Regions from separate parts of the Homo sapiens genome. Here region 1 is linked to region 2. A link is a loop called in an ENCODE intact Hi-C map of the cell type or tissue named here. Cell type or tissue: PC-3. All regions are shown on one strand. Each heading gives the region's core, and the rest is flanking DNA. Links, peaks and the distances in the headings are about the cores only. Region 1 has its middle 16 kb from the start of KCNJ2. Region 2 has its middle 240 kb from the start of KCNJ2.

Evidence for each region. A loop is a pair of places that touch in the nucleus more often than their neighbours do. Peaks named below come from ENCODE experiments on the same cell type or tissue, not always from the same donor. Only the 100,000 strongest peaks of a DNase experiment are listed, where the experiment ranks them.
Region 1: it touches region 2 in a loop (3-fold over the local background); 3 of 110 quality-filtered maps call a loop at or near these places.

What each region holds. Positions count from the first base shown.
Region 1 is chr17:70,183,697-70,186,618 of GRCh38, reverse strand. No RefSeq gene overlaps it. Among named protein-coding and RNA genes, the nearest start is that of KCNJ2, 16 kb to the right of the region's middle. In PC-3, for the core only: no CTCF peak of the experiment used is centred there; a DNase peak (open chromatin) is centred at 1,648; H3K4me3 peaks cover 722 bases.
Region 2 is chr17:70,404,530-70,407,451 of GRCh38, reverse strand. No RefSeq gene overlaps it. Among named protein-coding and RNA genes, the nearest start is that of KCNJ2, 240 kb to the right of the region's middle. In PC-3, for the core only: no CTCF peak of the experiment used is centred there; a DNase peak (open chromatin) is centred at 1,681; H3K4me3 peaks cover 450 bases; H3K27ac peaks cover 1,911 bases.

The DNA.
Region 1 (2,922 bases), core at 203-2,702, 220 kb after region 2:
TTTTACAAACAGCACTAGCTGAACCAGCCACATTTTTTACCTGCAGGCTGCCAGCTTTCCAAAAAGGGAAAAATCCTTTCATATTTTACTTATACAAAAGACTTATTTGCCTTGCAGAAAGTCTCAGTCTCGGGTTCTCATGTGTAGTCCTCCAAATCAAGAGAACAGACAAGGCATATTCACGAAGAACACATAGGATTGCATTTTTGCTCATTGGACACACCTTGTACCTTTGCATTTTCCTTTTTAAGTAAATTCTATATTGCACTCAACTTCATGCAAATCACTAGCAGGAAGTAGGAACCTAAGAGCAAGTACATTTCAAATCATGCCAGGATTCATGCAGGTTCAGGATTGCCCTGTTTCACTAAAGGATACTAGAAAGAAGATGTGTCATTTTCTTCCAGCAAATTTAACCCATCAGCCCTTCAGGAAGGTGTAAAGACCAGAGGTAGACCCTCTAAATTCTGAACAATTTCCCCCAGGTGAACACTGCAATGGGACCACTGTTGAGGTACTCTCCTCCCATCCTGCTCTATTGTGAAACTAGCTGTTTATTGCAAGTAGCAACAGGATTTCTTTAAAAAAGGATTTTGTTGCCCTTCTCCACTAATTGCTTTTTTGGCATTCTCCTGTCCACCTCTTTTTATTATCCTGCAAAATGATCATAAACCTATACGATGTTTTAGACTACAAATGCCAAAAGGCAGAGCAATTTCAGTAAGCCCTGGTGAACCCAGATGGCCCGATATGAAGATCCCCTGGAAATAGACTTTGTTATAAAAGACTCCACATGCAGACGTCAAATGTGAACCAGGGAAAGATAGAAATGCAGAAAGTCTCGCTCCCCTGTCTTGGTAAATCTGGGCCTCATTTCAATTAAAGCTGAAGTGAAGACTCCTCCTTGAATGGTTCAAATGCCTCGAAATGGAAGGGAGAGGTGAGCTGTAGACTGAGGCAAAAGTACATACTGTATTTATAATCGAACACAGCTTTTTATATAATTACATCCTTGTGCACTTTTTATTTTTGGTTCTTAAACAAAGTCACTCAGATGAAATTAAAGAGTGTGCAGGAGAAGGTGCTTCTCTGCTTCTTCCAGTTTCTATGGCAACTCGGGGGCATCTTATTCAGCTGCCTCATTGACTGAGTGTGCCCAAGTGATGCTGGCTGCCACTTCAGCTCCTCCCTGGAAAAGGCAGGGAGGAGTGCTTTGTTGACCTTATGGCCACCAAAAGAACTCATGATAGGACTGAAGAAAACCTCTGACATGTTCATTCAACTTTCCCTCATTTTGTCATATATGGTTGCCATCTGACAGTGCTTTTGCCGAGAGTGTTTTGTTAGAAATGTGTGTATACTTGCCTTTGAAATTTCTCTCTTGGTAAATAATCTGTTTTTATGAGAAAGTTCCTAATGTAAAGGAACCTCCTATATACTATTCGACGAGACACTCTGTTTGCAGGACCAAATGAAGAGCTGCTTAACTGGGACTTTAGATGTAAAACTGTATTAGCAAAAATGTAAAAAAACAAAATCCAAGTAAAATGACAAAGGCTGAGACTTGATTCATTTGTTTGTTGTACTAGATTGAATGTTTGCCAAGGGATGTCTTTCTGTCCATGTGTCAGGACTGGGGAAATGCTGAGGCGAAGATGATTCACAGAACTAATCGCAGCAGAATACGGGGTCAGAGCAGTCATTTAGCAGGAGGGAGGGAAAGAACAGGGTTCACCGGAGCAAAGTCCTTACAAAACCAACTTAAACTGTAAGAAGAAACACTTTCAAATTTTAGGTTAAACATTGCATTAGGTAACCATGCTTTATTATTGTAACTTTATTAAGAGTCACTTGTGAGCACTACTAATTACAGCAACAACAAACAGAGTGGCAGGCAAATGATAGAGAATTACAAATGTGTGGGAAGAAGGAAGAAAAGAGGAGAGAAGGGAAGCGGAAGGTAGGAAGAGAAGGAGGGAAGGAAGGAGGAAAGAAGAAGCAAGGGAAGAGAAAAAAAGGAAGGAAGGAAGAAGGAAGGGAGGGAGGGAGGGAGGGGAGGGGAGAGGGAGGGGGAGGGGAGGGGAGAGGGAGGGGGAGGGGAGGGGAAGGGAGGAAGAGAAGGAAGGGAAACAAGGAAACAGGGAAGGAAGGAAGAAGGGAGGGAAGGAGGGAGAGAGGGAGGAAGGAAGGAAAGGATGGAGGAAGGAGAACATACATGCTATTTTTGAAATGTCTCTGGCATTGGAGTTTCTCTATGCTTAATTTTCTCACATTTCCCTAAACCAAGAAATTGTCATAACATTTTTACCTCACAATTCCATAATTTTCATAGCAGTAGAAGCTTGCTTGGGTGTGTATGTTTGTTGTCAGAAAGCAGTCTATCAAAACCAAACCAAATATATACAAACATTTAATTTTTCCTTGAGGGACTGTTTTACCTATAGAATTTCCATTGTAAGAGTAAAAAAATATAGATTATAAAGTGATGTCTTCTGATTATGACTGTGTGTCTATACAAGTATTATGTTTGTAAATAGTTGTTTTTTAACTAAGTTGATTTTAAGGTTACTGTTACTGATATATGGCAAATGGTTTCAAGAGAAGTGGCTAGAAGGAGGCTAGGAGGGGAAGAAAATGGTATGTATTATATTTTAAAGGTCTTACATATTTTAATTTTAAGATATTATGAAGTTGAGAAAACAGGTTTGTCTCACCAAACTTCCACATTAATGTGAACGTTTGCAGATAGTTTATCTAGAATTCAAGGGTAAAAATCAAAACAAAAGGTAGAAGTTACCATCATGAATTAGAAAAGAAAGTGAGAGGGAAAGAAAGCGAGAGAGAGAGAGAGAGAGAGAGAGAGAGAAAGGAGTTTTTTAAGCCAGGTAAGATTATTTATAGACATTTGAGATGTCCTTCCAA
Region 2 (2,922 bases), core at 255-2,754:
GATGTCCAAGAGAGTCAAATCTTCTTTAGGCTTCTTTAGCAACAATTTCAATGAGAAACTACTTATAAGAGCCAATAAAGAAAAACTGAATAACAAATGGGGATTGCCCCTCTTTCTCTGACTTCTTTAACATTTTTCTCTTCCTTCTATCATTTTTTGAATATATATTTAATTCTCTACCTCCCATATGGATAAATGAAATTCAACATATTTTATAGATGATAACTACTGGGTAACTAAAGTATATAAATATTTTCACCAAATATATGTTTTTATTATTATTATCCTTCACCCAAGTACAGGGAACACATAGGTTCACTACCCCAGTGGGAGAGCATTAGATTTGCTGCTGAACCTTTCCCAAACATTCTGTGGCATTCAAGTGTGTGAGTAAGAAAAAAAAACTGGGGTACCTGGCAATATAATTGGTAAATGCTCATAATCAGCCTGCCATTTCATTTTTATCTTGAGAAAACAAACAAGCAAGTGAAAATCTCTCTCGTCCTTTCCTATTTAATTTGTTTTTATTTTTCTGCTTCTCTGCCAGTATACAATCAAGGACTTAATATTTTGGAAATGGTTCAAAATTCATCTACCCAAATATAGGTTAAGAAATGGTCCAAAATTTATGCATTCAAGAAAAGGCTTATGTATGCCCATAAAGTATGCCTTTAATCTAGGCTTATTTAAGTTTCTGGTGATGCAAATAGCACTTCAGAGAAAAATGGGCAAATGCAACATGTCATTCTGGTTGCAGAAATTAGAAAACTTTAATAAGGATTCTTTATCTAGTGTCAGCAAACCTCCATATCTGAGAGAATTTGAAGGACAAAAATATTGTCACTTGTCCAAGAAGAGAAGTCAGATTACTGTTTTATTCAAACACTTATATAATGTAACTGCATAAAATCTGTTGCCTGAATAAACTCCTCAGTTAGGTATTAGACTGTTATGTACAAAAAATTCTGTAAAGTTTACATAATCGCAAGAGAGCTGTGTAGATGTCACATAGGCCTTGATTATATTTGTCAGCAAGTTCATTTCCTCCAAATTTTTATTTTTTGGAAATTAAGGTACAAAACTTGATTTTTAAAAAATTATCTTGATGGTCAAGAAAAAAGAGTTTGGGATAGATAAAAGCGATGAGAGTAATTCTTAATACCAATGATTCCTGGACACCCTTTGGGGAAAATACTTGACATAGTTGACGAATAACATTAACGACACCCCCACTTCAAAGGACAGAGAATGTCACTAGCAGCTTTATTTTGCTGTGCACTGTTCTTTGAGAGTATTGGTTGCTTACTGATCCAAATTGCCTCTGTGTTGCTGTTATTAAGCTCTACAAGGAATGACTCATAATAGCTCCTTATCTAATGCTGTCCTACTGGGGTAATGAAGAGTTCAGTTCCAACCAATGGATCATGTTAAATTATTGTTTTCTTGGATATTGGGGCTACACTTTGCATAACAGGGTAGAAAGCCACTTTAAAAGCCATTAAACCAACTCATTCTCTGTTTCACTTGGAGCCTGAGTCATGATGCACCCTGTTGACTCATCCTTTACCAAGGGTTCAGCTTTAAGAAATGGCTAGTGGCCAAAAGAACATATTTCTGCAAAAGGGATGGTGTATCTGTGGTTTGCAAATTCCTAGGGCAGATCATATGATTCTAGGTTTAATATTTACTTTAGAGTAAAATTCTGTGATTCTTTCCCTCTGATTCAACTTTTTAAAGGACTGGGTCTACTTTTGTGTCTTTACCTCTGGGCCCTGGGTAAACAGAACTCTGTTTTACAAAGTTACCCAAAAAGTTCAATGAATAAATAAATAATGCTTCCTGAAGAAGCCACAGCTTAGAGGTCTATTAGGCAATAATGTAACCACTGGGCACATGTGACATAAGCAGACAGATGGACATGCAAACCAGCGAGCTCAAAATAAAACCAACTAATGAAAATAAATTCCTGAGTGTGTGAAGGGGCATTTTAGCTTCTTATTTCTCAGGTTAGTTTTCTAGAAAAATATATTAAATGCAACTGGAACCAGGGAAGCAATTTTTCTTTCAAATAAGGTGGAATTCAAGCAATGTTATGAAACCTTATCTGCATTTTGGCAGCACCTACAGAACCTTATATAATATTAATACCTGAGTCCCAGCTTCAGAGAGTCTTATATATTTGGTCTAGCATGCAATACGGGCATCAGGGGTTCTAAAATTTCCCCAGGTATTCCAACAGGCAGCCAAGGAAGAGAGCTACTGAAATAGTGAAGGGAAGAGAATATAAAACAGCAGGCAGAGAGAAAATAGATTGTGGAACTCACGGATTTAAGAAAAACATTTGTAATAACAAAAGCAAAACAACCTGGAACTAAGCCACATGTCATGTGAACAACGGGACTAATCAACTGTGTTATATTCATAATTCATAACCATGCCTTGTAGTTCAGTGGTGAAAAAACGAATGGTCTCCACCTATATAAACCTACATCAATGCATCTTACAAACATAAGGTTGATTGGGGGGAAAAAACACTTCAGGAGAAAACATTTTAAATGTTGTCATTTATGCAGTGTTCAAAATGTGCAAAATATCTGTTTTAGGAACACATTCATTTATTTTCAAGGTATTAAGGAAAGTGAGGGGCTCATGAATACAAAATTTAGGGTAGTAGTTACCTTTTGGAGAAGAATACTTGGGGGCTTCAACACGCTTGGTAATATTCTATGTTTTAAGTCGGGTAGTAAATATAATTTTTAAAGGGAAAATGTATCTATAAAACTTGTAATAATTCCTTTGTGATTTCTTTCATTTATTTCACCTTAAGAGCCTGTGACTCACAAAAGCACGAGTTAACCTAACAGAATGAAGATGTGTTAGTACAGTTTGAAGGTGTGACTGTAAACAGGGAAAGAAAATCAA